Regions from separate parts of the Mus musculus genome. Here region 1 is linked to region 2. Evidence: chromatin loops called from intact Hi-C (ENCODE). Cell type or tissue: heart. All regions are shown on one strand. Links, peaks and the distances in the headings refer to the core of each region. The heading gives the core; the rest is flanking DNA.

Region 1 (16,951 bases), core at 4,826-12,825, 160 kb before region 2:
GATAGGTCATGGGCCATGGGGAAAACTAAAACTAAAACTACTGTTCTGCCAAGGGAACATATCAGTAAAGTGACTCCTATTGCATTCTGCTAAACAGAAGCTTACTCTTTCAGTATATGGGAATTAACACAGTGACCCACAACTGAAGAATGTGCAGAGAGTAAAATACACTCTGTCATAAACAGATATTTTTATCAAACCTCTCTCTCCCCTTAGTGACCAGGGAGCTATTCAGAATAGGAGTCAGAAAGAGTCTAAAGAGCTAGAGGGGATGGATGACACCAAAACCAACAGTGTGGTCCTAACACAAAAGGACTGATATGCACATAAACCTTACAAAGACAGGCGGCGTGCACAGGACCTTCATAGGTTCAAGCCAGACAGGTCCCAGCACTGGAAATGCGAAGCAGACACAAGCTCACATCCCTAACCAAGAAACTATCTCCAGTCAACATGCCAATAAAGTATTAGTTTTCTCTAATGGAGTGTCACTGGGCATATTAACCACACTTGAGGGCAGGCACCTTGCCCAGCAGTAGATGGCCAACACAAAATAAAATCAATAATATTTTTGTAGACTTTTGTCTCATATTGCTTTATTTGGCCATTTTTGCCTTAGTGGTCTTTTGATTATGTGTTATGGTTTCCAGTTTTGAGTTTTCACGGGTTTTGTGCATGTGTGGGTTTGTGTATATTTACACATATTTGTTGCACTTGACAGGGCGAGGGAGAGAAGAAGGCAAAGCATGGAGTTGAGTGAGCTGGGAGGAGGGAGAGAGGTGTTGGGGGAGGAGGAACAGTTATCTGAATACCTTGTATAAATTCTTTTATTTTAAATTTTTAAAAAATAGTATTAAAAATTTCAGGTTTACCTAAAGCTAAATTATTAATTACTAGATTTGACTTTTGATTAAGCCTAAACATACAGAATTTCTCCAAAGAGATGTTGGCATAAGAACTAATATATCATTATTTTATCTCATCTGAAACACATTATTCTTAAAAAGTATCCTGTATATAGGAATCCTACTATTTGGATTTATACAAATGGAGAAAAAAACATTAAAAGATTAAATGACCATCTATGGTCACAAAACTGGAGCAAGAGCAAACCTAGTAAACAATATCTCAAGCTCAGACTCTCAGTGACTGCACCAATGTAATTCGTTTTTACATTACAATTTTTGGTCTTTTAAATTTTACTAAAAATATATGCCATGACCTACTCCAACCTTAGAAAATATGTTTACAAGCTTCAAGCACTATACACACATCTATTAATATACACGTGTACCATAACTGATAATATAATTTCTGGCCACTTGGCATTTAAACAAAATTATCTTTAATTGTACCCAAGAGGAACAATTTTTCATGTTTCAGAGCCAAAATCTCATCATTTTTCTATAAATATGACCATTTTCATCTCAAAGAGTTCAAAGAAGTTCTTCAGCAAATAACACAATAATTTTATAATTTAGAGTGAAATATCATTACACCCACTTTGTAAGTAAAACACCCACTAAGTCATAGAAAAATTAAATGTCAAGATGAAATTCTAAGAGTAAATGGTAGCACTAGGAATAGAATACAAATGTCTCTGTGTGAGTGGTGTGTCCGTGCGGCTATACTTGAAAGTTTTAAGTTCAATTCGGTACACATTTACAGAGCACAAACTATATACAATATAGGGAAGATGTTAAGGGAAAAATCTCATGACTATTTTTTAAGAGTCACTTATTTTTATTTTATTTGCATATTTGTCTGCATGAAACACATGTATGCCCGAAGTCTGCAGCAGTGTCAGATTCCCTGGGACTGGAGTTAGAGTTAGAGAGTTCAGAGTGCCCATGTGGATGGGGGAACTGAACCTGGGTCCTCTGCACCAGGACTAAGTGTTTTTAACCACTATGCAATTTTTTTAGTCCCATGTGTTTAACTAGTTCTTAATGTGGCAGAAAGATAAAGGGTAGATGCAAAGGGAACCCTGGTGAAAATGCAGTTAGCTGCTACTGTGGAAAAGTTACAAAGAAACCAAACCCTGAAATCTTACTTTCAGATTGATAACCACACGGTTTAGAGACTTGACGTTTGACTAGGGCATTAGGAGTGGATATAGTGTTAATAACAGAAGTGTGAATTTCAAATAGAATAGCCAACACAAATAAATAACTGTCTTTCTCAAAGGTTAATACAGACATTGTTCCACTATACATTCGTGAGGAAGAGGCAGTATGGAAAAGATGGGAGAGCTGGCTCAGAGTAGATGACAGAGGCCATCAGACTATTCAAGGAATTTCAAGTTTTCTTCTAACCAATCAAGAAAATTACATAGTACGATAGAGATTGTTCTGGGAACAATTTTAGCAGACTAGTTATAGAAAGGAGTAACTGGGTGGGTGAGTAATTATTAATGATACTGAGTATGTGGTACGAGAAATTACTGCATTATTGTGGAAGAACTTCCTTGAAAGAAATTTTATTGTAGGTATTATATATTTAAAACACTAACAGTATGTGTAGTTAAGTAAAATAATTCAAGCACAAAACCCCTAGTTCTGTCCTGCCTCATCAGGGGCATCTAAAAGTGATGCTATCACACAAGTGAAAAGTAAGTTCCCAGAGGCTGGGGAGAGCACTAAAGGGTTAGACAAGAAAGACTGGTCAATAAATCCTGAATTACAGAGAAAGCAGGCAGAGTACTAGTATTATTTTATCCATAAGGCAACTATAGATGCTGGCAATAATTTTTATTAGTTATTTTTGAAAATTAAAAGAAATAAATTTGAATATTTTCACTATGAAGAAGGGATGATTATTGAGGGAAGTAGATATGCTCATCTTGATTTGAACATTACTCACTGCACGTAACTATTGAAACATTCCAGAAGACTCTGAATACAGATACAGCTTCACGTGCCATTTAAACATTAACAACTAGAGCTGGCAACATTTCTTTTTGTTCATTTCTCCCATTTTCTGTTTCCAGGGTTGTGAAATGGATAGCATATTGAAAAATGAGACCTCTTAAGCTAGAGATGTCAGTGCAAACCTAAAGTCTCAGCCCTTTAAAGGCTGATGCAGGAGGATTGCTGGAATATAAGCATTTAGGACCAATCTGAGCAAAACATGAAGAAATCAAATCAAAACAAAAACTAAAACCAGTTAAAGTGATGTTTTCCCTCTATTCAATATCTAAGTTAATGCCCAATAGTCTACTAATAGCAGAATACTAAACACTTTACACATAGATCTAGTTCTTACTCATCTATAGCTCCATAAAAATGCAGAATATAAAAATGGTAAAGACTTTCAAATTCTATAAAAGGAGAATTCTTAATTTTCTTTAATATGCAGAAAATGTAAGAATGAGATTGGTGTTCTGTAGTGCTAACCAAGCGTCTTCTCTGGGGACTGGCAAGGTGGGGGGAGACAAACAAGCCTCGGGGTCCTTAAGATCTTTTGCCCAGAACCACAAATAGCAAAGGAGGTATTTTTTAGGAAGGGAGGTTCTTAGTAGCAGTAAATTAATAGGTCCAACCTTCACCATTTTGCCCAGATAGAATGTGTTCTCTAAGAAGAAGGTGCTCTCCTTAGCATCCAGCACATGTTAAAGGACCACAGTCATTCGGACTAATGTAGCACTATAGTTCTCAAATTTTGTTAAGCTACTCTGCACTTGATCCAACCTCTTAATATGAGCTGTCATACCAACTCACTCAACTGCCACCCACATGTAAGTTTATAATCTATTTTTAATTGAAACCTCTTCTAAGTTGTTGAAAACCTGACAAAATACAAAAGTTCAGCTGGAAAGGCATTTATGAAACTATAGTTACTGAGGGAGAGCGAGAAGCACTATTGCAAAGAACCAATGAATGGATTGATAGCCTCGTAAGCCAAAGAAAAGCCTTAGAAGTTACAATAGAAAGTTACAAGATCTATGCACACTGAGCAACTTAAAAATCTCTTCGGTTTTAAAATTAGTTTCATACATTTCCAAATAAAATCACTTTAGAATGTAAAATAAACTTTATCTCAATATATTATTTACTGTAATTAAAGAAAAATATTTTTTAAATCTGTGATGAAAGACGAATATCAGCATCATACACAGACTTTGCCTTTTCCTAAAGAATGCTTTTCCTGAAAAAGTGTTAGAAAATTAAAGTGCCTATAAAATATCTTATTGCAACATAGTACATCCGTTCCCAAAATATAGATTTTTATCCTCTAAATAGTGACTTGGGTTATTACTGAAAAGCAACAATCTGTGTAGTAACTTTCTAATAGTACTATCACTGAAAATCTATTTTTAGACATAAGAAATGACATAATAAATACAAATAAAAGAAAAATATCTATTTTTCTACTTAATCACTCTCAGTCTTTTACAATTTCACAGAAAGCATGGAGGTTTTTCTCTCTTATAATTTTGCCATTCTTGTCTATCCCCTCCATATCTTCAATATTTTAAACACACACACACACACACACATACACACAAATGCACACACTGTGACCTCAACTCATACAAGAATAAATTTGTATTTTTTCCCTAAGAAGCAATTTTTAAAGGTGCTGTAAAGTTTGCAACCAAGCACTATTCATAACCATAATGAATTTTTCCTTTGGAATTAATCCTTAATCTTTTAGGAATTGAATGTATTGCAAATGTAATTATTTTCCCTAAATAAGGAAAATAAGACTTTCCTGAAGAAGAAAGATTGAAGACACTGGGAAATAGAAATCTATACATTCGTCAATATATATACATACACACACACACACACACACACACACACACACATATATATATATATATATACATAGCCAAGATGTTCCCATGGAAGACTTAATTCTACAAAGGGCCGGGAGCACCTAAAGCCCAGCAGCTGCCTTTGTTACTGTCCTCCTACAGGACTGACTACAGACTGCACAGACACTCCCTCTGCCAAACCAAGCCCGCAGCTGGACACTTGGCAGGCTGCCTACCATGGAACGCCTGAAACTCAGGCCGTAAGCAATCACTGCTGACTCAGTACCTTACAATGCACAGCGCACACAGGGCTCATGGGCCACAATAATCTACCCTTGCTAAGTTCCTGAACAATAGTAGTATCCTGAGGCACAGAGATGGATTTAAAAACAAAAAGCAAGCAAACAAACAAAAAACCAAACAAAACAACCTCAGGATATGTTACTAAATTTATATAACTTCACATTTCATTAGGCTTTCAGTAAATTTTTACTTGATTCATTTGAATTTTGTCATGTACAATGAAAGAAAGGTATGGCAAATATAATATTCCTTGAGAAGAAATGCTAATATTAATTTTTAAAATTCTAGTTCTAATAGAATAAATTTAATAATAGTAGTCAGTTTCTGGGCTTTGATTTTAGTAAATGCTATACGTTCCTCTCAGGAAAGTAACACTTCAAAGTCCTAATGTATAAAAACAAAATGAGTCCTATCACTTCACCAAAGACTCAGCAACCATAAAAAACTTTCAATCATAACAACATTATAACAACCAAATGAAATCTGATGTAATACATAAAAATTGGAATGTGTTCCGTGAAGACATGCTAGGGCTGTGGATGTATTACAGCGGTAGCGCTCTTACCTAGCACATATAAGGCCCTAGGATCAATCGAAGGACTTTTTTTTTTTTAAACCTTTTATAGGTTGGGCTTTATTCATTGAGAGTAATTTGGATGGTGCCAACAAGGAATAGGCAGTCAGTTTAATGCCTTCCTCGAAGGGCAGGGTCCTGGCTGTTGTCTCCTCCCTAAACATCTAGGTTGCCAACAGAGTTAAATGTAACTGACTTTTCTAGACAAAATGAACCCCAACTATATGTATATGTTTCTTTGTATGTTTTAAATGGCTTACAATTTAATGAAATACAATTGTGAATATCAGAATTAATCAATGTTTAAATTCATGTGAAAGGAAAATGAAAACTCTAAATAGGAAGCAAGTTCACATATCTTTCAAACTATAAGTAAAAGATATACTTCAATTAGGAATGATAATCAAGAAAGAGATTGCTACTTACCTTCCTATTATCTAATGTCAGGACCAGAGAGTTCACTAGAACACCTGTATCCACTAAATGTTTCCACACTGGCATAAGGTAAGAATTTTGACTTTGCACCTTCAGGTTATATGCATACTTCTTTTTCTTAAGAGAACTGTGTGTTGTTGAGTTCTGGTCAAAATTTTCAGATATGATTCTGATAATCACTTGTGAGTTACAGAAATAATGTTTTACTTTAATCTTTTTAATTTCAGGTCTCTTCACTTTTATATTACTAAAATTCACAAGAAAATACCTAATTTTTCCCATTGCTTACCTATATAGAACAAGAATGAACTGTTTTTCATTCCTAAATAACCCCACGTAACTCATTGTCTCTTTTTAGTCATACTTTTATTGATTATTTGGGAATTTCACACAATACACCGCAATCCCATTCACTTCCTAGTCATCCCTAGTCTGCCCTACCTTTGTGACTCCCCCCTCCCTCAAAGAAAAGAAGAAAAAAGTCCACCTTTTAATTCTCTGTTATGAAGATCAGAAAAAATAAACACAATCAGAACAGAAAACTCAAAATTGGAACAAATCTGTTCCCCTAAAGACTAGAAATCTCCTTAGGTCCTAACTGAGGGGAAGGGTGTGGGAGAAGAACACTGAACGTCTTTGCAATGAGAGGGCTTACAAAACACGTAGGCACAAGTGGGAAGGAGGAGGTGCTCTTTTCCTCCTCGTGAAGCCATTTACTTCCCCTTAAAGTGGATGCTGGTTATTGCCATTGCTTGTTGTGAGAGACAGCTGTCAGTGAACTGCTGGCTACACAAGCATAAAGACCTGAGCACACACTAGCACACACACACAATGCTGAGCCAGGCAGCACTTGCCCATAATTACTGAACTGAGGGGATGGGTGGATCAGCCTGTCTAGTCCAATCAGAGAGTTCTCAGTGCAGTGAAAGACTTGTTTCAAAGAGCAAGATAGGGAGCGATTGGGGCAAGCATCAACTGTCAGCGCATTTCATCCACATACTGTGCACACACGCTTGAGTGTGTATGAGAGAACATGTACAGACCTGGGGTGGGAGGAGGAGGAGTAGGAGGAGCTGCATTAGTATTTAATGTTTGAGTATTATGTGATGATAGTTTTCCCATCTTCCTCAGCAAACAGATGGGTTTTCTCCACCTGCCTTTTAGCTTCAATTATTATAAGCGACCACCCCCTAATTTTCTTCATTTTTTAAAATTGGTTCATTTTAAAACCCCTAGCTTTCCATTTGAAGATGCTTTGGGAATGACCAGCTGTGTCTAACCAAGTCACTACTACCAATAGCTTTACTTAACTATGAACGTGAAGCTAATAGAGCAAGAAGCTGAGACTGTAGCTATCTCATTATAAACCCGGCTTCCCATAAACTTTCTCGAAACTATCGAAGTATAAGAAGTGGAAATCAAAATCTGCTTACCCTCTAAATAAAACCAACAAATTCAAATGACAGACATTTAATCATGACTTCAAGTGAACAGAAGTTGTGGCATATTTTAGAATATGACTAAGCAATCTGCTAAGTTCCAATAAATCCAATCAAAATATTTTATATTATTACTATGATTGAATAAAATTAATTTCTTAGGCCTATATTACAGTTTCATTATGAATAAAACATAAGTTTTCTTTACTGCTATTCTATATTGGTGACTGCATATCAGATTATCTGGGCCACCTTAGTTCATTACTGGAGCATTTTAATTACCCAGTTACTGTAATTCTTGAGACAGAATCAGTTTTTAATCAAGGTATCTAATGAATAAAAAAGTTTAGATAATTAATGCAGTTTCAGTGTAGTCTATATCAATATACTAATTGATACCATAGTTTTCAATAATATATTCTTTTAAAAATGAAGAATCAAATATGAAGTAGAGCGATTTTGTGTTCATCACAGGCAGCCAAGAAGTGACAAGCAAGAAATTAAAAACTAGTCTGAGTCTACATGATATAGTCAATGGTCTTAAATAATTAGTTATTATAGTCTCATTTTGTTCCCAATAATTAAAATTCTTACTGCATCTGTTGCTATGGCAACATAACATCCCAGAACAATAAACTCCTTATGTTCTGCCATGAAGGATGCTGCAGGCCTGATGGCTTTACTTAGAGAATATAAAGAAAAATATGTAAATTTCCAGATTAAAAATGCTTAATCAATACTTGTAGTTGCTTTGTGGTCTATAGTGAAATTTTTACTCTCAGAGTCCAGAGGTCTAAAGCTTTTTTCCTTGCCTCATTTCCTTATCCCTTTAATATATGAAAACATTTCTGATAAAAAAAAATTTCAGCAGGGCTCACCTCAGGCAGATTGGCTCCAACTATAAATAGTACAATCTGCCATCTGCCTTTCTATTCTTGCGCTGAATGCAGTGCTGGCATTGTGTTCACACCTCACTGGTGCCAGGCCTGATGCTGTATAGCCAGCAGCAACAGAAAATAATAGTGCAAGACAGAGATAATGAGGTGAAGAACAGAAATGCTAGTACTATAATTAACTGCTGCTTTGATATTCACCACAATAAAAGCATACACAATGGTGCTGAGAGCCCAGAGTCACAGTTCCTCTTAGTCTCACAAACAGGTTGGAAACCAAAGTGTTAAAGCTCACTCATTTTACATCAATGAAAATTAATTAACATGTACTAAAATTAAGCAGTCAGTAATATATGTTGGTCATGTTATAAAGAGATAGAATAGGTACAGCATGTATTCGTTATTCTGTGTTATTTAATAAGGCATTTCTTTACATACTCATGAGCATTTTTATTTTCCCTGTTCTGTTTTAAGAAGCTATGTTCATTGTAACAGTTCTTTAATCAGAAATGGTAAAAATGTCCTTCTGCTATACCTGACCTCACATTATTTTAGTTCTAAAACCCAAGGCAAAATGTAATGTCATATACAAGTCCCACTATTCCCTAGGCTATCTGAATATTTACCTACTGTAACAAGCAGACCTTTCTTCCATCCCCAAGGTGTGCTGTTACGTACATCTCATCGATTTAAGGAAGACCGACGCTCAGAGCTGTCTTGTATTTTGGAACTGGGAGAAATTCATATACGGGTACTACTATTTCCGTATCAGTGATCACTGAAGCTGCATTTACATTACAGATCACCAGCTGCTGGCAGCTCTGCTCACTCCTGGAGAAATGCCTTGCACACAGGTACAGTGTGAACAGCTTCTCCTGGAGGGCTGCTACAGCTACACTTGATGGCCAGGATTAGAGGAGAACAGAGTACGCAAAGAGTTCTACATTGAGACTTCCAATTCTGGCCACGCATCAGAAACACTGGCCAAGTTATTTAACTGTTAGTCTCAGGTCATGGCATTATTTTGTGTTGTGTAAAGTGGGTTTTCTTTTTGTTTATTTTTAACTTCTTTGTGCAAGGCTAATGGACAACCAGAGTTGAAAACACCACAAATGTAATGTTTAAGATGAAAGTTTTTCAAGACAAAGACAAACTGTTTAACCTTCTGAATCCACTGAGTCCTAAAATATTTTATATGACCGTATTAAAAAAATATAGGTAATACTCAATTAATAAATGCCATAGGGCATCAATATAGAGAATTGGGTCAATCTAAAATGTCTAAACAATGCCACCTTTGTAAAATTACAAAACATACAAAACACAAACCTCAATGTAATACACTGGTGACAATGTATATCAAACGGCGATTGTGAAATATTCTCGGGGAGTGAATGCCACTGCTTCGTATGAAAACTAGACTTGCTGACTCAGTATAGTAACCTATAAAAGAACCAACTCTACTAAATAACCCATCCAGCAGCTATAGCTGATCTTCCACAGCATTTTAAAAGAGGAGGTTAACAAGGCCGGGGCTGATTTCTTTGGCTTATTTCCACAGCCTCTATTCATATGAACACACTGTCAGTATTAGAAATCCCTAGACCTGAGCTGCTGGAACATGTATACTCCATGTTTAAAGGATTGTAAGTCTATCTTGTCTAGTCAAGTTGCCAGGAGATCACTTTTGCTTCTCTTGAAAATAAAGGTAGAGCCTAGATTTTTGTTTGTTTGTTTGTTTTTGTTTTTCGAGACAGGGTTTCTCTGTAGAGCCCTGGCTGTCCTAGAACTCAATTTGTAGACCAGGCTGGCCTGGACTCAGAAATCTGCCTGCCTCTGCCTCCTGAGTTCTGGGATTAAAGGCGTGTGCCACCACACCCGGCTCGAGCCTAGATTTTTAAGGTAAAATATATTACTAAATATATTAGTGCGTCTCCCAAATTGTGCGTTCAAATGCTGACAATAAAACCTCAAGTCTCAATTATCTTCTACAAAATGTACTTAGAAAAAAATATTTCCCATCTCACACTTAACTTAAAGATGTAATTTATGTCTTAAATAATATATGTTAAAATTAAGTTGGATGCAGTCACGTCCAGGATACCTCACTAATGATAAAAACTACACCAGTGACACATTAATCATATGTGGATCTAGATTCTCCCATCAGCAGAATGTCAGGACGTTCCTATGAGGTTTCTTTTAGGATAATTCATTACCTGTACATCTATTGAATAGCACAGGACAATGGGGAAAAAAGCACTGTATTCCAGAAATTGCTTAAAAACCAAAGCAGTGGCGACTGGAGCTGATCCTGTGAAACAGTGCTTCACACCCAAATACCTCCGGGAAAGAGCTGGTCTCCAGAAGTGTGGACATGCCTGTGAGCACAAGTAAGACCACCACTTCTGCTCAATTTCCTACCCCAAGAGGGACCAGCCCAAAGCCATCAGGACACAGGAACCAAGAACAACCAAGAAAACAAGAAACCTTCCTGTTTCAGTCTGCACTCGGAGTTAACCCTGTGTCACAGTTCTCTATACTCAAATTCCTCATGGAGAGATCTTGTCTCCCAGGAGTGCTGACACACAGGCTTGCAGGAAGGACAAGCCACAATCAGAGACAGCAAGACCAACTAACACCAGAGATAACCAGATGATGAGAGGCAAGGGCAAGAACATAAGTAACAGAAACCAAGGCTACTTGGCATTATCAGAACCCAGTTCTCCCACCACAGTGAGCCCTTGATACCCAAACACACCAGAAAAGCAAGACTGATTCAAAACCACATCTCATGATGATGACAGAGGACTTTAAGAAGGACATAAATAACTCCTTTAAAAATTTTAAGAACACAAGTAAACAACTAGAAACCCTTAAAGAGGAAACACAAAAATCCCTTAAATAATTACAGGAAAACACAACCACACAGGTGGACTTGAACAAAACTACCCAGCATCTAAAAATGGAAATAGAATCAATAAAGAAATCACAAAAAGAGACAACCCTGGAGATAGAAAACCTAAAAAAGAGATCAGGAGTCATAGATGCAAGCATCACCAACAGAATACTAGAGATAGAAGAGAGAATCTCAAGTGCAGAAGATGCCATAGAAAACAGTGACACAACCATCAAAAAAAATGCAAAAAGCTCCTAATCCAAAACATCCATGAAATCCAGGACACAATGAGAAGACCAATCCTAAGGATAATAGTGGATAGTATTGTGTCAACTTGACACAGCTGGAGTTATCACAGAGAAAGGAGCTTCAGTTGAGGAAATGCCTCCATGAGATCCAGCTGTAAGGCATTTTCTCAATTAGTGATCAAGGGGGAAAGGCCCCTTGTGGGTGGGACCATCTCTGGGCTGGTAGTCTTGGTTCTATAAGGAAGCAGGCTGAGCAAGCCAGGGGAAGCAAGCCAGTAAGGAACATCCCTCCATAGCCTCTGCATCAGCTCCTGCTTTCTGTCCTGCTTGAGTTCCAGTCTCCACTTCCTTTATTGATGAACAGCAATGTGGAAGTGTAAGCTGAATAAACCCTTTCCTCCTCAACTTGCTTCTTGGTCATGATGTTTTATCCAGGAATAGAAACCCTGACTAAAACAATAGAAGAGAATGAATGTTTCCAACTTAAAGGGCCAGTAAATATCTTCAACAAAATTATAGAAGAAAATTTCCCTAACCTAAAGAAAGAGATGGCCATGAACATACAAGAAGTCTAGAGAACTCCAAATAGATTGGACCAGAAAAGAAATTATTCCTGTCACATAATAACCAAAACACAAAATACACAAAACAAAGAAAGAATATTAAAAGCAGTAAGGTAAAAAGGTCAAGTAACATATAAAGGCAGACCTATAAGAATTACACCAGACTTCTTGCCAGAGACTACAAATGCCAGAAGATCCTGGTCGATGTCATACAGACCCTAAGAGAATACAGATGCCAGTCCAGGCTACCATACCCAGCAAAACTCTCAATTACTATAGATGGAGAAACCAAGATATTCCATGACAAAAACAAATTTACAAAATATCTTTCCACAAATCAATCCCTACAAAGGATAATAGATGGAAAACGCTAACACAAGGAGGGAAACTACTCTCTAGAAAAAGCAAGAAAGTAATCTTCAACAAACCCAAAAGAAGATAGTCACACAAACATAAAAATAACATCAACAATATCAGGAAGCAACAATCTCTATTCCTTAATATTTCTTTTTTTCTTTGTTTTGTTTTATTGTTTTTTATTAAATATTTTCTTTATTTACATTTCAAATGTTATCCCCCTTTCCTGGTTTCCCCTCCGAAAACTCCCTATTCTCTCCCCCTCGCCCTGTTCCTCAACCCACCCACCCACTCCTGCTTCCTTGCCCTGGCTTTCCCCTTTACTGGGGCATAGAGTCTTCATAGGACCAAGGGCCTCTCCTCCCATTAATGACCGACTAGGCCATCCTCTGCTACATATGCAGCTGGAGCCATGAGTCCCACCATGTGTATTCTTTGGTTGGTGGTTTAGTCCCTGGGAGTTCTGGAGGTACTGGTTAGTTCATATTGTTGTTCCTCCTATGGGGCTGCAAACCCCTTCAGCTCCTTGGGTCCTTTCTCTAGCTCCTTCACTGGGGACCTTGTGCTCCATTTCTTAAAAACCAAATTAGTGACTATATCTGCAGAAGTTGGACAATACATCTCTTCTCACTGACTTTATTCAGGAAGTATTATTTTTAGTATACTGTTGTAATATCGTGCTTTTAATAATTTTGCTTTAAGTCAATTGAAATTTAAAACTTCTCAGTTTGGGTTTCTAATTTGGAAATTTTGAATGAATAAAATCCATATAAACTTATTTTTTTTTAGGATATTCAGTAAAATTCCAGGGTATAAAAAGTTCTGGAGTGAAAATGTTTGAGAACTGCTGTAACAGACACATAAATTAGATTCTCAGGATCCAGACTACAAATTTGGATCCAATCAAAAAACTGTCAGGAAGAATTGTGATTAAAGAGTATGGTGTGGCTGGAAATGCCTCCTGAAAACAAAGGAGGAAAATCATCTTGATCTAGACACCAAGGTTAGCTAATGTAAAAGGATGAGGGAAAGTAAAAGTCTGTGGAGAAGAAGAAAGAAAAGCAACACCAGGGTGACCCTCTGAGACTCCTGGAGCTAGGGCTTCTTCTCTATACATTCAAGCAGATCCTCCCTGGTCTGATTTTCTTAGCCAACATTGAATATCACTGCAATGTTTAAACACGTGAGAATAATCCAATTATCATCAGAGAAATGCAAATCAAAACAAGCTTGAGATCCACCTCACACCAGTCAGAATGGCTAAGATAAAAAATTCAGGTGACAGCAGATGCTGGCAAGGATGTGAAGAAAGAGGTACACTCCTCCATTGCTGGTGGGATTGCAAGCTTGTACAACCATTCTGGAAATCAGTCTGGCGGTTCCTCAGAAAACTGGACATAGTACTACTGGAAGATCCAGCAATACCTCTCCTGGGCATATACCCAGAAGATGTTCCAACCTGTAATAAGGACACATGCTCCACTATATTTATAGCAGCCTTATTTATAATAGCCAGAAGCTGGAAAGAACCCAGATGTCCCTCAACAGAGAAATGAATACAGAAAATGTGGTACATTTACACAATGGAGTACTACTCAGTAATTAAAAACTATGAATTCATGAAATTCTTAGGCAAATGGATGGATCTGGAGGGTATCATCCTGAGTGAGGTAACCCAATCACAAAAGAACACACATGATATCACTCACTGATAAGTGGATATTAGCCCAGAAACATAGAACACCCAAGATACAATTTGCAAAACACAAGAAAATCAAGTAGAGGGAAGACCAAAGTATGGATACTTCGTTCCTCCTTAGAATGGGGAACAAAATACCCATGGAAGGAGTTACACAGACAAAGTTTGGAGCTGAGACAGAAGAAGGGGCCATCCAGAGACTGCCCCACCTGGGGATCCACCCCATAAACAACCACCAAACCCAGACACTATTGCATATGTCAACAAGATTTTGCTGACAAGACCCTGATATAGCTGTCTCTTGTGAGGCTCTGCCAGTGCCTGGCAAATACAGAAGTGGATGCTCACAGTTATCTATTGGATGGAGCACAGGACCCCCAATGAAGGAGCTAGAGAAAGTACCCAAGGAGCTAAAGGGGTCTGCAACTCTATAGGAGGAACAACAATATGAACTAACAGTACTCGCCCGCTCCCCCTAACTCCCCCAGAGTTTGTGTCTCTAGCTGAATATGTGGCAGAGGATGGCTTAGTAGGCCATCAATGGGAGAAGAGGCCCTTAGTCTGGCAAAGATTATATGCCCCAGTACAGGGGAACGACAGGGCCAGGAAGTGGGAGTGTGTGGGTTGGGGAGCAGGTTTAGGGGAGGTTATAGGGGACTTTGGGGATAACATTTGAAATGTAAATGAAGAAAATATCTAATAAAAATCATTATTCAAAAAAACAACTTAAAAAAAGATTTAGAAAGGAGATGTCCCACATGGTGGTGTGCTGCTGGTCCTGAAAACAAACGGCTATTTAAAAAGATCCAGCCCTGGTGTGAGTACTACCTAATGAGTTGCGAATCATAGAGTCTCCAGGGCCCTCACTATTCCTCTTCATTACAACCACAACTGGTTGGGGTAAAATCCTATTGCTGAAAATATCCAACACTGTCAATGTAAGATATAGAGAACTGAAGCTGGTGCTGTACTGCAAACCTTACTCCTATTAGCCATGGTTCATTGAGGCAAAGGTGCAAAGAATATGTAAATAGGGTGACTAGTGTCTGCTCAAGGTAATGTAAATAAGTGAGAGCTGCGTGGTCACTTCTTCACAGGACAGCAGTACTACCCCCTTTAAAACTCAGAAAACATCATGGAAAGAGGGACCAAAAAGGTAAGAGCTGGAAGACATGAAGGACTGTGAAATGCTAGGTCAAGGGCATAGCAGTGTGGTAGTTTGATTAAGAAGGGCCCCTTAGGCTCATATATGTGAATGCTCACACAACAGGGAGTAAAACTGTTTGAAAGGATTAGAAGCATTAAGAGGTTGACATTGTTTGTAGTACATGTAGCCTTGTTGGAGGAAGTTGGAAAACCCATGCTAGGTCTAGTCCTCTTTCTTAGCCTGTGGATCCAGGATATAACTCAACTATTGTTCCTGTGCCATGCATGAAACCATGCTTCCCACCATGATGATAATAAACTAAGCCTCTCAAACTGTAAGCAAGCCCCCAATTAAATGCTTTCTTTTATTAGAGTTGCCTTGATCATGGTGTCTCTTCACAGCAATAGAACAGTGACTCAGATACATATGCATTGAAATCATCCTCTCACAGTGGTTATGACAAGACTGGACCTGTCATCAGTCAAATATGTATCAGGGACTCAGGAAATTATAACTGATACTGCATAACTATTAGCTACAAGTTATTCTGAGGCAAAGACAGCCATTGTTTACCAATGGTGAGTTTACCAAGCTCAAGCGATAGTTTGAAATTCATTGGCACAGTTAGCCATAGACGAACTCAGTGGGTCACAAGACAAAAAACAAAGACAGGAATATGAAAAAGGGACTTACTTGTAAAGAGAAGAGAGGATTGACAGGATTGGAAGGAAGAGAGCAGAGAGTGAGGTTAAGAGCAACTAGAATTTATTATGTAGATGCATAAAATTATCAAAGAAAATCAGTATAAAGTTATATAATGCATATATAATTAAATTGTTAATTTTAATATGTAGCAAATTTCCCTCCCTATCCTAGAATCCTTCATTGCTTTGTAACTCTCTAAGCTTCTTTTTTTTTTTTTTTTTTTTTTTTAGTGGAGAAAAGGGTTTATTCAGCTTACAGCTCTACATCATAGTTCCTCTCTGGGGAAAGTCAGGGCAGGAACCTGTTGACAAGAGCAGAAACAGGCCATGGAAGTGCGATCCTTACTAGCTTGCTCCCCATAGTTTACTCAGCCTAGTTTCTTATACCTTCCTGGCCCATCTGCCCAGGGTTGCCACTGCCCCCCAGAGCTGGGCTTTCCCAGACCAATCATTAATCAAGAAAATGCACTACAGGCATCCCTACAGGTAGATCTTACAAAAGGATTTCTAAATTAAGAGTCTTGCTTCCTAAGTGACTCTAGCTTGTATCATGATGACATAAAACTAAACAGAATACAATTCACAAGATAAGCTAAAGCTTCTTAAAGTGTGATATATGGTCATTTTTTTCATTTGGTCTCCACTTCTTAGAGACTTGAGTTATGCCTACCACTTCTTCCTCTTCTAAGCCTTTTAAAGGATTCAGATGAATCCCACCTATTCAAAGATTCTCCACACTCTGCCTGTTTGGCATTTAAAACTCAGATGGTACAAAACAGCCCATCCTTCCGCTTTTTAGTCATAATTCCTCCACTACAAAGAAATTACTTTCTAATAGTAATTAATAATACATCTAAATAACCATCTGTTGAAACTGTTGTTCCTCAATTCGTCCTTTTTACATTGCTCTAAAGTATTCCTGCTCTGATGA
Region 2 (16,951 bases), core at 2,858-10,857:
CTGTTTAAGAGTAAGGATACGAGAGTAAGAATTTCTTCACATTTAAAACATTAATATCTTTGGTCTTGATCTTTAGGGTAGGATCCAGGAAGTAAGACTTATTTTCAAAGGATCACAGCAAATCTGGTGCAAAGCTGAACTGTGAGCCATTGTATCTACAGAGCAGCTTCTTAATTTTTGAGTCAATATCCTTCAGAGAATCATGTAACTGAATGCATAAGTCACAATTTGGCAATACTGAAAGATTTCCAAACACACAACAACCAAAACTTAATTCAAAATCAATCATGCAATGAATCCCATGTTTTTCTGGCAGCAAACCACCCCCCATCACATCATATGACGTCACTAAAGCCCTGGTTCTAAATACAACATATGCACTGTTCCCTGCACATCCCTTCATGTCACACAACATCGTCAGACCCTCCTGAAACCCAATGGCTCAGATCTGTGGAGGCTAAATCTTAGGAACAGCATTTTTATTACACATATGGTTAGAAACAGAACAGCATTTTTATTACACATATGGTTAGAAATAGAGTTTATAAAAAACAAAGATTTTTTTTCACATTTTCCTACCATCATTCTTCAACATGTTACTTTATCAAGTTAGTACACTTTAGATTATATTGTTTTACAATATTTGATTTTAAAATTAGTCTTTGAGTTAATGATTGAGTTTCATTTTTAAAAAAACATGAATTTTTTTTAGTATCAGAATTTCCAACAATTTTTTAAAAGGCATTAACTGTACTTTAGAATGCAAAAAGCAGTATTCTCAATATTAATCATAAAATCAAAATACCAATCAATTTTGAAAGTTCTGAAGATGTTCCACATTCTTAAGTATCAAGATATTCAGTAAATATTTTATTCACTTATGTAAAAGCAAATAAGCACATGCAACTTATTAGCATGTAAACTGTTTATTTACAAATTACAAAGAATTGTTATACAATAAATTTATTAATTACTTACCAGCAAATGCTTTATTTATATTTTAATTTTATGTATCTATATGCCTAGTTTAGCATACAAATTTTTCATGCAAAAAGGAATCCTAGGTGGGAAAAAGTTAAGTAAATCTGATATCTAAGATCTTTTGTTTTTTAACAAAATTGTGTCTATAAATCATGTGAGAGGATTTGTTTCCAGACAGGTTTAGTTTGCCTCTGCACAAGACAAACAAGAATGACAACCTAAGCAGAAGTACACATCAGAAAAACAAACAAAAGTACATTCTATATTTTATTCTCCCACAGTAAGTACTCTATAATTTTAATTTTCATCTTTCTACAGAAAAAGATAATTATCATTATTATTTAATTTCTCTTGGTTATGTACTGATTGAGTATATTTATTTTTAAAGGTACAAATTGAAAAGCATCTTCAATGATAATTTTCATTTTATGTATTTTTAATTTATTTCTATTAAGCATAAATTCACAGAGAAAGTAATGTGTTTCATTATGACATTTTAACATATACCATTACAGTTTGTTCTTATTCATTTCCCTCTTACAATATATCCTCTTGCTCTCATTTTGCTGGTACCTTCTCTTACAAAACAATCCCCTCTTCTTCTAACTTCATGTCACATGTGGTTCATTTCTATTTACCCATTTTAATACCCACTTAGTTCTTAAAATATTTTGTTTCCAACATAATGAAAAGTCAGAGACACCCAACAGAGAAAAGATTTTGAGTCAGGCATTCCCAATCTCCACCCCCAACACCAACAGGGTCATTTTCTTTATAAGGTACTGGCTAGAGAATATGTATTAGTTATTTTCCTTGTGGCTGCAAATATTTGACCAATACAATTTAAGCAAGGGTGAGGTCTCTTGAGGACTCATCCATCAGATAGAAAAGATATAGTGGCAGGAAAGTGAGATGATTAGTCACACAGCAACCACAATCAGCAAACAGAGAATGATGGGTGCTTATGCTCAACATGCTTTCTCCCTTTAATTCAGAATGAGACCCAAGCCCATAGAACGGTACCACCCACTAGTCAAGATTAACCATCACAGGAGTAAATTCTATACTATTTACTGAAGAATGCTAATGTTACCAGACTTTGGTTTCCTCCAGAGAATTAAGGGCTATATTCTCTTGGGTAATACACATCAAAATGTCTTTAAATTCAGATTTTCATAGGCTGTTCATCACTCCCTGCCTTTGTTTTTAAAATGCTTTTTCCATTTATTCATCTTCAACAGGTTACAGATTATTAGGAGCAAGGCTCAAATGCTCAGATGCTTAGCAGAGAGCTGTCAAGGACCCTTTCCTATGGTGAGTGGCTCAGCTGCAGATGCCACCACCCTAAGGTACACACAGTAAGTTAGACAAGGACTATAAACAAGGGTGGAGGTAGGGTAAAGATGAGAGCTGAGGGCCTCACCACTTGTAACACCATAGGCTACCTGTAGCCTCCCAAAAAGAATATCCCTCTCAAAGACGGGGATAGCTATGATAGTTGCCCTGACATGTATTGTGCTTGTTTGTGACTATACTAATAGTCTATGCTCTGAAACACATCCTGGCAGATCCCCCAGTCTATTCACAGCAATAAACCCAACTAAGATAGAAAGAAGTTGGTACTAGGAACTGGGGTGTTGCTATGATAGGTCTGACCATCTTTTTTTGTTTAAAAGAATATGGACTTTGAGACTGTGGGGTATTACTGTGATAAGCATGTTTTTGTTTAGAAAAATGTGGACTTTGTGACTATGGATTAGACAATCAGTTGAATGATTTAAGTGTGACTTAAAGGGCCATGCTAATAGGAACATGGTAGACAGTGGTGCTAAGAGTGATTTGAACTGTGGAGGCCTGGCTCAAGAGATTTCAGAGGAAGTGTTTGTATGTTGCCTAGAAATCATTCTTATGATATTTTGGTGAAGAATGAATGTGGCTGCTTTACCTTTGTCTGAAGCAAAAGTGAAGAGAATCAGATTAAGGAAATCTCAAAACAGCCTAACATAGACTCTTTCTTGTGGTACATTCTTATTTTTGTTTTGTTTTAATTAGGTATTTTCTTCATTTACATTTCCAATGCTATCCCAAAAGTCCCCCATACCCCCCCCACTCCCCTACCCACCCACTCCCACTTCTTGGCCCTGGTGTTCCCCTGTACTGGGGCATATAAAGTTTGCAAGTCCAATGGGCCTCTCTTTCCAGTGATGGCCGACTAGGCCATCTTCTGCTACATATGCAGCTAGAGACACGAGCTCTGGGGGTACTGGTTAGTTCATATTGTTGTTTCTTGTGGTACATTCTTACGAAGAGCATTTTGATCAAACATAGCAAGCTGAGAAAGGAAAAAAATGCAAAATGTATGATTCAAGTATTAAAGCAGCACCAAGAAATAGAATGGAGCTAAATCCTGTGTTTAATGAGATAACCAGATTAAAGATGTTAAATAGAATTAAGGAAATGGAAACCTTGGGGACAAGATCCTACCCAGATAAGCTTCCTTCTTGTGAAAAGGTATTAAAGAAAGCTTAGATACAGACTTGTTGGTGCACACCTTTAATTCCAGCATTCAGGAGACAGAGGCATACAGATCTCTGAGTTCAAGGTAAGCATAATCTACAGAGCAAGTTCTAGGACACCCAAGCTTAGGCAGTGAAGGAAATCATGGAAAACAGAAAGCTGGTAAAGCTGTAACTGAATGAAGACGCCATGTTCCAGCCTCAACAAGGAACAGAACTTGGCAGCTTCAACCACGTGGCTCTGGCTTTAGACTCAAGAATAGAAGGGATTATGGAATATCCCTCTCTAACCAAGAAAAATCACGTAGGCCAGATGTGTGGCGGGGTGTCCCTGCACAGAGGCCTTGAGAGGCCACTGCATGAAGCAATGATATTGAAGTTGCCTTGAAGACCCCTAGATGTAAGAGATGCCAGAGCCCAGAACCATTGGATACCTGCCGAGGAAAGCTGCTAACAGAGAATGGAACGATCCCAAGAGAAAGAAGTGTGTTGCAATCAACACAGCTGAAAAGAGTGGAGATATAAAGAATGCTCTGACATCAGACACAGAGATTCAGAGTTTGGCGTTTGCCCATCTGGTTTTGGTCTTGCTTTGTTCTGGTATCTCCTCACTATGACATCTTGGAATGGTAACATATATCTTATGATTTGTTTTTTGATTTTGATTTTATAGGGAGTTAAGAGATTGAATGAATCTCAGAAGAGACTTTGAACTTTGGACTTTTAAACATTGTTGAGACTGTAATAGTCTATGGGGACTTTTGAAGTTAGACTAAATATATTTTCTATTATGTAGTATCTACAAGGTTGAGGTGGGCAGGAAGTGAAATGTGGTGGTTTGACTAGGTTTGGCCCACAGAGATTCATATATTTGAATGCCTGGCCACAGGGAGTGGAACTATTAGGACGTGTGTCCTTATTGGAAGAGGTGTGGCCTTATTAGAGGAAGTGTGTCACTATGGAGGCAAGGCTTTGAGATTTTTTTTTTTTTTTTGAAGCTCTGCCCAGTATGACAAATCTAGTCTCCTGGCTGCCTTCAGATCAAGATATAGAATTCTTGATCCTCCAGTACCAAGTCTCCTTGCACACTGCCATGCTTTCCATCATGACGAAAATGGACTAAACCTCTGAAACTGTAAGCCAGCCCCAATTAAATGTTTGTCTTTGAAAGTACCTAAGGAGCTAAAGGGATCTGCAACCCTATAGGTGGAACAACATTATGAACTAACCAGTACCCCGGAGCTCTTAACTCTAGCTGCATATGTATCAAAAGATGGCCTAGTCGGCCATCACTGGAAAGAGAGGCCCATTGGACACGCAAAATTTATATGCCCCAGTACAAGGGAACGCCAGGGCCAAAAAGGGGGAGTGGGTGGGTAGGGGAGTGGGGGTGGGTGGGTATGGGGGACTTTTGGTATAGCATTGGAAATGTAAATGAGCTAAATACCTAACAAAAAATTTTTTAAAAAAATTAAAAAAAAATGTTTGTCTTTGTTAGGACTGCCTTGGTCATAGATTCTCTTCACAGCAATAAAACCCTAACCATGATACTCTGATTAAGCTGAGGATGCACACTAGAGGCTGGAGCTACCATTCTTATGGCCTTCTAATACAGACTGAACTATAATCATCATTACCACTTCTCCATAACCCCTCAGAGGTACTAGAAGCCAGAATACTAACATCATAATCTCCACAAATGCCACAGGGGGCTATCAATTAGAAGCTAAGTCAGTGGCCCATTCAGGTTGTCATCGTTGCCACCATCAGAAAAACCCCACTTGAAGCCTTGGGAACTACAATAGCTGAGTTTAGAGGATGTACCCATTCCTACTACATCCATGGGTACCCTAAAAACTGATGTAATACTGTAACAGCTGCTGGGAAAACCTTGCTCCACTGCCACAGCTGTCATGGTCAATTAGAATACCTCACTGGAGCACTACTTTGACCACGCCATATCCTTCCCCACCAGTGCTGCAACCACTTTAGATGTCCCCACCCCAGTCCCTGAAGAACATCTCTCTAGTGTCAGCACAGACAAGCCCAGTATGCCGGTGCAGAAAGTCTGTGTTAGTACTCAGAAGATTACATGTACAGAGGCCTGCCCTTTCAGCTCTATATATGCAGGGCTTTTTTTTTTTTTCTTTAACAAAGAAACTTCTGCAACCAAAGTACCGTGGCTAGATGGCAGAGGGATGTGTGTGCTTGTGTTTTGACTCATTTTTTCCTGTTCTTTTTCTTGCTATTACTTAATTTTATTTTCTTTATATCCTTTTCAGACCAGTCTAGAAAATGTATCCCTGCTCTGTCCCATCAGCATAGGCCCTAATAAAGCCTTGCTGGAGTGGTTTTCTTGCCAACTCTTTGTTTGTGCCAGGGTTCCATGTAGCCCAGGATGATCTGGAACCTGCTATATAAACAAGAATGACCTTGAACTCATGGTTCTCGTACATCTACCTTCTGAGTGCTGGAATGATGGATAGATGACAACATGCTTGGTCAACATGGCTCAAACCCATGGCTTCCTGCATGCTATCAAGCACTCTACCTATCAAGCTACATCGGATCCACCATTCATCCTTTGTACCTTGAGCAGAATGAGCTTATCTGACAATATTACTACCAAGAGGTACAGGCCTACAGAATGCCTAGCATCCAGAGACTATCAAACTCTGTGCTGCCTGGGAGTGTTCCAGCAAAGCTGCTGGAGAAGATCCAGAGCTGCCAGCGGTTACTACTCAAGCAGTGGAGGGCTGCCAAAAGCTTCTGGCAACCACTGCCTCCAGCTACTGTTTGCTCAGAGGTCCTGCCAAGAGCAGCTTGGAAAACTGTTAACACCCACCAGCTGCTGAGAGCCAATGGTCAGAGCTACACTACTTCTCTCCCTTCTCATCATTTCTAAATTAAGTTGAGCCAAAAAACCCTCAGCCAATATGGCAGCAATTTTATAGAGATATCAAGAAAATATTATGATAATTTAACATTAAACCTACACTTAGGACAGAGCCTAAATCAATTTATGTCACTGAAGAAGCATTTAATGTTTGTCGAATGACTAAATGAGTTAACAACTAAACAACACTATAAGATAGATATTATCTCCACTCTACTTCTACTTTACGTTTTTTAAGGGTTTTTTTTCCTAGAATATCAAATGTAAGTGCTATGTTGGTATCATTCCCACCCCTGTCTCTCCTCCTTCCAACCCACACGTACACATTCATAGAAGCTACTGAGTGCATTTACTGTTGCTTATATACATGTGTTTAGGGTTGACCACTTGGGATTGCATAACCTACCAAGGGTCTCATCCCTAGAGAAAATGAATTTGCCTTTTTCAGCAATCAGTTTTCCTAATAAAAATTTTAATTTTAAAAAGTCCAACACCATAGTATTGTCTTCTATTCATTTTGGAGAGAAAGCATCTTTGGTTGGTCACAATAACACAGCTCAGTGAAACTGAATATATCTACAATCCCAGCTATTCAGGAAACATTATAATGAAGGAGAACTGTAATGTTTGAGGTCAACCTAGACATCTTAGTAAGAACCTTTACAAAATCTTTTTTACAAATTAAAAATTAAACAAAACCACTAATAAACATGTTATCTTGAATGTGAACACAAGTGGACAGGGGAGATGGCTCATCAATTAAGAGCACTGGCTGCTCTTCCAGAGCAAGAGGGGTTCAATTCCCAGCACCCACATGGCAGCTCACAACTGTCTGCAACTCCAGTTCCAAGGAGTCCAATACCCTCACAAATGCAAGCAAAACAACAATGCACATCAAAAATTTTAATTAATTAAATGAATTAGTTAATTGATTTGATTAATTAATTAATTAAATGTGAACATAGATTCTACTCTCCGTTTCTACAAAGCTTATAGGAACTGGTGTATATTTCCTCAAAGGAGCTTTTACCTATGGCATTTTACTGCTGTGGTCCCCTACATCTAAAACACCACAGTAAAGGACATTCTTTTCATCTGGCAGATACCATATGCATAGCTATCAATGCTTCTTATATACTTCCTTATTAATACAACAAAGATCCTGTGGAGTTGGGGGCTTAGTTTAAACGGTATTCCGTTATTGTAAATACTATACCACATATGGCAAAAGTGATCTGTCCTTCAGTGACTGCCTGTGACAGTCACTGAATTGTCTTCCCTGTAGCTCAATAATCCCAATGTCAGAAATGCCTTCAACAATGCTATCAGTCCACACTCTAAATTTAAAGGAAGAAAACTAAGGCTTAGAGAGAGGAAAGGATTTACTGTCTGTTGAAGAGCAGCCCATCTGACACACTGGGTTTATATGTAATCTCTAAATGCTTATTTCATCTGTTTAAAACCAAAACACATGCAATCTAACAAACACATAAATGAGAGGTGATTCTTTTAAAGCCAAATATAAAATTCAGAATATCATTTCAGAACAGATGTTCCAGTAAATAAACACCATTATTATTAGAGTTGAAAATATCTATAATAAGCAACATAATGTTTTTCAGAAAATTTGTTTAACATGGCATCAGATGTGCCAATAGATATTATTTCAATTCTTCAAACCTTACTAATTTTGTTTTATGAAATGCCAATCTAGAGCTGGAAACAGTGTTCGTGCCTATAATCTCAGCAATTTGGAGGCTGAGGCAGGCACACTGCTATCACATTTGAGACCAACCTGGGCTACAAAATGAGTTCCAGATCAGCTGGAGCTACAGAGTGAAAATCCTCTCTCAAAAAACAGGAAGAGACAGGGAGGCAGAGATAGGAAGAAATGTACATTTACTTTATACATTTTATCCTGGTGTCAATGTTATTTCCCAAATGACTGTATCATAGATAACCTTGTTTAAGATTACTTTAAAACTAATAAGCATTTCTTTTATAACATCAGTTTTTCTGCTTTTTGTTGATTTTATTTTAATTTGTGTAGCTGCCTCAGATCGTTCCTTGTAACTGATCACATATCCCCAGAATAAGAGAAGTTAAAGCTATGCATGTGTTCAGTGCTGCTGACTCATTGATCTAAAAAGTAACCTACTGTACAGAAACCCACCTACTTCCCCAGTCTCCTGTTTCTCTGATTCTCAAAGGTGCCTAACAAGACTATGCATTTAGTCAAGGAAATGTCACATTTTCCAAGTTCCTACCTCTACATGCCTGTTCCTCAATGCCTAAAACAAATTTGTTTCCACCGATTTTACTGCATTTCACGGTGTTTGATTATCATCCCAAAAGGGCTTGGGCTCAATCTCCATCATCACAGAAAACCTGATATGATACCATACACTTACAACCCCAGGACTTGTAAGAAAGAGACAGAAGGATTAGAAAAAAAAAATAATCTAAGGCCATCTTCATCTACATAGTGAGGTTGTAGCCAGCCTGAGCTTCCAGACCTTGCGTCCAATAAACAAACAAACAAACAAACTTCCCATACATTTTGAAACTACAAAATGCAGAAATCATTTTATAGGGAACAGATTTCCGAACGTTGAGTGATGTACTAGGAACTGGGGAGGAGAGTTTGGTTTGTAAGCTGCTGCCACGAAATCATGAAGAAGCCAGTGCAAGCCTCAGCACTCACATTAGAGATGGCCAGATACTGGACGCGCAATCCCAGTGTGGAGATGGAAACACAAGCTCCCGGAGAAGGCTGGCTGGCCGGCCTATTGAAAGGGCAAGCTCCAAGTTTAGCTAGTAATGATGTCTCAAAAGACGAGGTAAAAGCAAGTGCCTGAGAGCCACACCTGAGTGTGACCTCGGGCCTCTGCACACACATGTACACCTCACAGACATGGATGTGCACGGATATGCACACTCTCAACAAAATACTGAACAAGCAATAAGATAGGCAAAGTTCCATCATTCAATATCATCTGTATAACTTTGAAATAATGAATCCCCTGACAATGCTAACAAGCAACCAAAAACAAGAAAAGAAGAAAAAAAAAAGAAAGCAGAAAAGATGGGCAGATGGGAGATAAAAGAGGGGAAATCTCATAAAACATTAAAACATGTTTGGAAGATTGAAGTTTTGAATAATGCCCCTATAATGTTCTTTATAATATGCTACAAAACTACTCCACACAGCAATAAAAACTGATGAAAACTACCAGCTAAAATAATAAAAGATAAAACCATGGTAATTTCAAATTACCTACTACATGAGGTCGCATTGAGCTTTGACACATTTTTTAATATGAAACTTGAGAAATGACTCCTGTGTTTACTTGCTGATATGGTCACATTGCATTTTGCATACTACAGTTACAAGGTTGAAAATAGTATAAAATTTGGGAGACCAGGACTACTAACAACAACAACAAAAAAAAAAACATGAAGAATTTTACACACTAAATACAGACATTTTATAAACTGACACTATTAGAATTTGCATTATTTTCCCATTATCTTTCTCATTTAATACAAAACAAAAATTACATGTTTTAATGCCTTTCAAACACAAAAGGACTAACATACATATAAACTCACAAAGCCTGTGGCAGCATATATATGGCCTGTATATCTAATAATAATAATTAAAATACCAGGGTATGGTGGTATACACTTATAATTCCAGTACTTGGAAGGCAGGGGCAGGGGATCACTGCAAGTTGGAGACTCCGTGTCAAACAAAGCCAGGCAGTGGTGGCACATGCCTTGAATCCCAGCACTCAGGAGGCAGAGGCAGAAAGATCTGTACGGATCTAAGCCAGATGGGATCTCAGATATGACAGAAGAAGTGGATACAAGCTCCCACCCCTAACCCGGGAGCTAGCTCCAACTGACAACTGCTCACATAGATAGATAGATAGATAGATAGATAGATAGATAGATAGATAGATAGATAGATAGATAGATAGATAGATAGTCTTCTCCAATGGTGTTTAAAACTATATAGTTTGGGCATACAAACTATAGTTAAAGGGCTGGCCCCATGCCTAGGAATAGTTGGTCAACACAAAATTAACTCAGTGGTATTTTTGCTCAAAGTCCTTTGTCTGAACACTTTTCTCCTTGCTGGTCTTTTGTTTTCATACTGTGGTTTCCAATTTTGTACTTTTATGAGTTTTCTTTATAGGCATGTGCTTCTCATTCCTCTCCCTACCGCCCGCCCCCTGCTCTTATTTTGTCCTATTCTGTTTTTATTTTCAATTTGCCTGTTTCTTTCTTAAAAAGAAAAGAAAAGAGACAAAAAAGAAAAAGGCAGCTTGGAGTTGGATGGGTAAGGAGGTAAGGACAACCTGGAAGGAGACGACGGAGGGAAATTGTGATCAGAATAAGAGTGAGAACAAGATGAAAAAGAAAATCCATTTCCAATTTTCAAAATTATATCTTATCTTCTAAGGTGACTAATTTAAGAATGCCACAGGAACATAAATTTTTTGACTTAATATGAAAGTAAACTTAAATACTCTAACTGATGATCAAAATGAGAAAAATCAACTAATGTGGGTTACTAAATATGGCAAATAGAGATCACTATCAGATACAATTACATTTTTAAGCATAAAATTTTTCTATTTATTTTGGGGAGGTGATGTTGGGTTTTGTTGTTCTTTATTTTATTTTGTTAGAAGGTTAGTGTTTCAAGTAATTGTAGATAAAATAAGAAATCTTTGTCTTTTACTGATTATTATTTCTTTTTTTTTATACTTTTTATTAGGTATTTTCCTCATTTACACTTCCAATGCTATCCCAAAAGTTCCCCATACCCTCCCATCCACTCCCCTACCAACCCACTCCTACTTTTTGTCCCTGACATTCCCCTGTACTGGGGCATATAAAGTTTACAAGTCCAATGGGCCTCTCTTTCCAGTGATGGCCGCCTAGGCCATCTTTTGATACATATGCAGCTAGAGTCAAGAGCTCCGGGGTACTGGTTAGTTCATAATGGTGTTCTACCTATAGGGTTGCAGATCCCTTTAGCTCCTTGGGTACTTTCTCTAGCTCCTCCATTGGGGCCCCTGTGATCCATCCAATAGCTGACTGTGAGCATCCACTTCTGTGTTTGCTAGGCCCCGGTATAGTCTCACAAGAGACAGCTATATCTGGGTTCTTTCAGCAAAATCTTGCTAGTGTATGCAATGGTGTCAGCGTTTGGAAGCTGATTATGGGATGGATCCCTGGATATGGCAGGCTCTAGATGGTCCATCCTTTCGACACAGCTCCAAATTTTGTCTCTGTAACTCCTTCCATGGGTGTTTTGTTCCCAATTCTAAGAAGGGGCAAAGTGTCCACACTTTGGTCTTCGTTCTTCTTGAGTTTCATGCGTTTAGCAAATTGTATCTTATATCTTGGGTATCCTAAGTTTCTGAGCTAATATCCACTTATCAATGAGTACATATTGTGTGAGTTCCTTTGTGATTGGGTTACCTCACTCAGGATGATGCCCTCCAGGTCCATCCATTTGGCTAGGAATTTCATAAATTCATTCTTTTTAATAGCTGAGTAGTACTCCATTGTGTAGATGTACCACATTTTCTGTATCCATTCCTCTGTTGAGGGGCATCTGGGTTCTTTCCAGCTTCTGGCTATTATAAATAAGGCTGCTATGAACATAGTGGAGCATGTGTCCTTCTTACCGGTTGGAACATCTTCTGGATATATGCCCAGGAGAGGTATTGCGGGATCCTCCGGTAGTACTATATCCAGTTTTCTGAGGAACTGCCAGACTGATTTCCAGAGTGGTTGTACAAGCTTGCAATCCCACCAACAATGGAGGAGTGTTCCTCTTTCTCCACATCCTCGCCAGCATTTGCTGTCACCTGAATTTTTGATCTTAGCTATTCTGACTGGTGTGAGATGGAATCTCAGGGTTGTTTTGATTTGCATTTCCCTGATTATTAAGGATGTTGAACATTTTTTCAGGTGCTTCTCTGCCATTCGGTATTCCTCAGGTGAGAATTCTTTGTTCAGCTCTGAGCCCCATTTTTTAATGAGGTTATTTGATTTTCTGGAGTCCACCTTCTTGAGTTCTTTATATATATTGGATATTAGTCCCCTATCTGATTTAGGATAGGTAAAGATCCTTTCCCAATCTGTTGGTGGCCTTTTTTTCTTATTGATGGTGTCTTTTGCCTTGCAGAAGCTTTGCAATTTTATTAGGTCCCATTTGTAGATTCTCGATCTTACAGCACAAGCCATGGCTGTTCTATTCAGGAATTTTTCCCCTGTACCCATATCTTCGAGGCTTTTCCCTACTTTCTCCTCAATAAGTTTCAGTGTCTCTGGTTTTATGTGGAGTTCCTTAATCCACTTAGATTTGACCTTAGTACAAGGAGATAGGAATGGATCAATTCGCATTCTTCTACATGATAACTGCCAGTTGTGCCAGCACCATTTGTTGAAGATGCTATCTTTTTTCCACTGGATGGTTTTTACTCCCTTGTCAAAGATCAAGTGACCATAGGTGTGTGGGTTCATTTCTGGGTCTTTAATTCTATTCCATTGGTCTACTTGTCTGTCGCTATACCAGTACCATGCAGTTTTGATCACAATTGCTCTGTAGTACAGCTTTTGGTCAGGCATGGTGATTCCACCAGAGGTTCTTTTATCCTTGAGAAGAGTTTTTGCTATCCTAGGTTTTTTTGTTATTCCAGATGAATTTGCAGATTGCCCTTTCTAATTCGTTGAAGAATTGAATTGGAATTTTGATGGGGATTGCATTGAATCTGTAGATTGCTTTTGGTAAGATAGCCATTTTTACTATATTGATCCTGCCAATCCATGAGCATGGGAGATCTTTCCATATGGCAACAGTCTACAGGCACATGAGTTCAGGCTTATTAAGATACATAACAACTTGTGTATTATCAAAATGTGCAGTTTTCACACATTCCATTGGTTGGCTTCACATACCACTTGATTTTTTTTTGAGGAATTTCATTGCCTTTAGTTGTGATATAAGGGGTTCTATTTGCATATAAAGAAAAACAAAGGCAGATGGCCTAGGGCTATACCACAGCTGTACGCAGAGTGCTTGGCTGGTGTGACCAAGGTCCTAGGTTTGACCCCTAACAATGCATAGGCTGTAGTGGCATGCATCTATAATCCCAGCACTGGGGAGGTAGAGACAAGCTGAAGATCCTCTTTAGCTACATTTATCAGTGTGAAGCCATCCTGGGATGTATGAGACCCTGTCAAGAGAGAGATAAAGCAGTACTACTATACACAAGAACAAAAGCATCCTACCTGTTTCAACCTCATGAAGAAAGTCTCTGTGAAAGTCTTTCTGCTGAAATACCAAAATCTCTCATTTGCAGGGTATACACGAACTACTGTCTCCAGGAGAAAACGGACTGGCTCCACCACCTCTGTGACCACCATGTCCACTGCAACGGTCATGTACACCCGTTTATCTGCGATAGAAAATTTCTGGGTTTTATTATTCCTTGTTATTGAAGAAAATAAGGTCTAATAAGTTACACATGAATTATATATCTAGACAAGCATATTTCCTTCTAGATATTTATTTTTAAATACTTGCTAACCATTAAGTATGGTTAAGTATGGATAAGTATGTAATCAAGTATTCCAAGACTGTTCCTCGGGCACTGACTACTCTATCACAATCAAGTGTCTAAACTCCTGACAGATGTCTGATTCCATTCTCCAAGTCAAATCCTTAATATAAAACACAAAGACTGGAGAAAATTGGAAAAGGCCTGGGGTTGAATTCCCAGCAATGAAAAAATATAAACAAATAAAACTTGAAGATAAATTTTACTCTAAAATTATCAGGTTTCTTATACAATCACTAGAAAATCAAAGATGCATTCTTTCAATCTTGGAACAGGAATGACAGAAACTGATGGGTCTGTTTGGTGATTGCAAACTAGAGGAGATGCTCAACCCTCTCATATAAAACCTGCACAACAGAGTACTGCTAATATAAACATCTCTGTGTGGTATGAATTGAGAGAAAAAACTCTGAAGAATCAAATACTTTCATTGTTCAGAATGCACATATAGCCTCAAAAAAATTAATTGAGCTGGGGACATGGCAGATAATAGAGAAAGTTATTCCAATGTTCTTCACTAGGAGAGCATATCTTGCTATTAGTAATAATTGATGCTTCCTGTCTTTAGCCAAAAGTCAACTCTGGGCATAAAATAAGGGCCTAAATAAATAAAATTAAAGATGAAATAAGACAGGCGTGGTGGCGCATACCTTTAATCCCAGCACTCAGGAGGCAGAGGCAGGCGGATTTCTGAGTTCGAGGCCAGCCTGGTCTACAAAGTGAGTTCCAGAACAGCCAGGGCTACACAGAGAAACCCTGTCTCAAAAAAAAAAAAAAAAAAAAAAAAAAAAGATGAAATAAGACAATGTCTTATAAATATACAATTTAACAGAATAAAAATAAAGCATTTTCAATAAAACTATAAATCAAGTAACTCTTTAAATTTAGTTTAAGGGCAGATCAAAGATCTAAATCCTAGACTGAATAAATAATAAAAATGTTAGTAATGTACACTTCTTAGTTAAAATGGTAAACAAAGATACACAAATTTCCGAAATCTGTTTGCGTGTATGTCACCCTCCTCCATCACACTCACCCAAAAAAACAACCAACTTTACAGTCATATAGAAAGCACAAGTCAATGCTTCTCACATATCAGATATGAGCAACCAATGTGACTTTCAAAGGATTTGTTTGAACTAATAGTTTTCTCCACAAAAGCATGAAAAAAGACAAAAAGGAACTTCATAAATATTCACAAATATTCTAGATAAGTATATCTTCAATTTAAATAGGCATCAGTACTTTCTAAAAATGTAATAAAACAAGATTGTTCACAATGAAAATTATGAAGTAATAAGAAATATGTTAAGTCACCTTTGGGCGTTTCTTCATTAAGAGCCAGAAATATTGGTGCGTTGGGGTTCCACATGCCCGTGATGACGTAAGCTCTCCCATCATAGCTCTTTCCCATGGACTCCTATAAAAGTTCAAACGGGAATATAGATACTATGCACGAGGAAAATTATCACACTCTAAAATTATACCCTTAGTCATTTTAATTTATTAAAATATGAATCTATATTCAAATGAGGCTTAAGTTTTAATATAAATTTCCCCATGCAAAAGCATTTCTTTGAATATTGTTATATTCCAGCTATCTTCAAACACAGGATCAACATAAAGATATATTCTTCTTGCATGAAAAGAGGTGTACCCATTCAAGCTGAATCACAAAAACAGAGTTGTAAAGTTGTATTAAACATGATCTTGCCAGGCGTGGTGGCGCACGCCTTTAATCTCAGTACTCTGGAGGCAGAGGCAGGCAGATTTCTGAGTTTGAGGCAAGCCTGGTCTACAAAGTGAGTTCCAGGACAGCTAGGGCTATACAGAGAAACCCTGTCTTGAAAAAACAAAAAAACAAAAACAAACAAACAAACAAACAAATAAATAAAAATAAACATGATCTTTTGTTTGTTGCCAAAATATCTATATATAAAAGACCACAATGTAAAATTACCTGCACTAAGTTCAATTCCTAGCACCAGAAAAGAAACACACACACACACACACAATTACATACAGAAATAATAAATTAATAGCAAATCACAGAAGGAAAAAGTGGTAATCTTCTCTCAATCTTCTAATATTTAATGGTCTTAAATGTTACTATGCTTTATGGCAATAATATCTTCAAACACACTCCTTTTAGTACCTATAAGTCACTAATAAATCACTGAGGAGACTTTATAATCCACAACTGTATCTCTATCTCTCTCCTCTTTCATCTTCCATCCCACTCACTTCCTTCCCCCGACCCTGCTCTTTCCTTCCTTTCACCCTCTCTCCTTCCTCCTGCCCTCCCTTCAATTTAGTTTTTATCTTTTTCTCCCTAACTTTTCTCCCTCCATTTTAATGTTTTTACTTAGCCAGCTACTGACTCTTACTAAAACTAGCAAGTCCTGCAGTGAAAGCTAAACCATACACAACTTGCGCATATGTATTTCAGAGAAAGCGAGACAAATGGCACCTTGTGGAAGAACACCAAGAAGTGTGGGGACATGTGCAAATGCAAAAGAATGCTAACAATAAGACTTTCTGGTTTCTGATGTCCTCGTATTATAAACAGTGAAAAAAGAACGAGACCAAAACAAAGAAAACTTCCTTTTCATTATTAAAATTTTCCATTCCCAATAGACATTTCTCCGAATTCCTGTAAAATATTTTTCTAGTATATTACTATCAATTTGATAGTCAAATTGTATGACATAGGCTAAGAATCCTGCATTCCAGAGATGAGGTGACTGAAAGGAAACCTACTAAGCAATTCCACCCTAAAGACAGTCATAAACTCATCCTTCCTCCTTGATACATAACACATGCACACATGCACATGCGCACGCACATGCGAATGCACATACTCACACACATGCACCCACTCACATACACACACATGCACCCACTCATACACACAC

Evidence for each region. Peaks named below come from ENCODE experiments on the same cell type or tissue, not always from the same donor. Only the 100,000 strongest peaks of a DNase experiment are listed, where the experiment ranks them.
Region 1: a loop joins it to region 2, with 7 times the contacts of the local background. A loop is called at or near these places in 3 of 42 quality-filtered maps.

The regions. Positions count from the first base shown.
Region 1 is chr1:160,526,629-160,543,579 of GRCm38, forward strand. All of the region lies in intron 13 of Rabgap1l (RAB GTPase activating protein 1-like), which reads right to left. Among named protein-coding and RNA genes, the nearest start is that of Gpr52, 45 kb to the right of the region's middle. In heart, for the core only: a CTCF peak has its summit at 4,924; DNase peaks (open chromatin) are centred at 4,973 and 8,483; H3K27ac peaks cover 838 bases.
Region 2 is chr1:160,687,005-160,703,955 of GRCm38, forward strand. Rabgap1l (RAB GTPase activating protein 1-like) reads right to left here. Exons shown (of 21, transcript NM_013862.5): 9 at 15,354-15,456; 10 at 13,708-13,874. Among named protein-coding and RNA genes, the nearest start is that of Gm23528, 50 kb to the left of the region's middle. In heart, for the core only: no CTCF peak of the experiment used is centred there; DNase peaks (open chromatin) are centred at 3,887 and 6,267.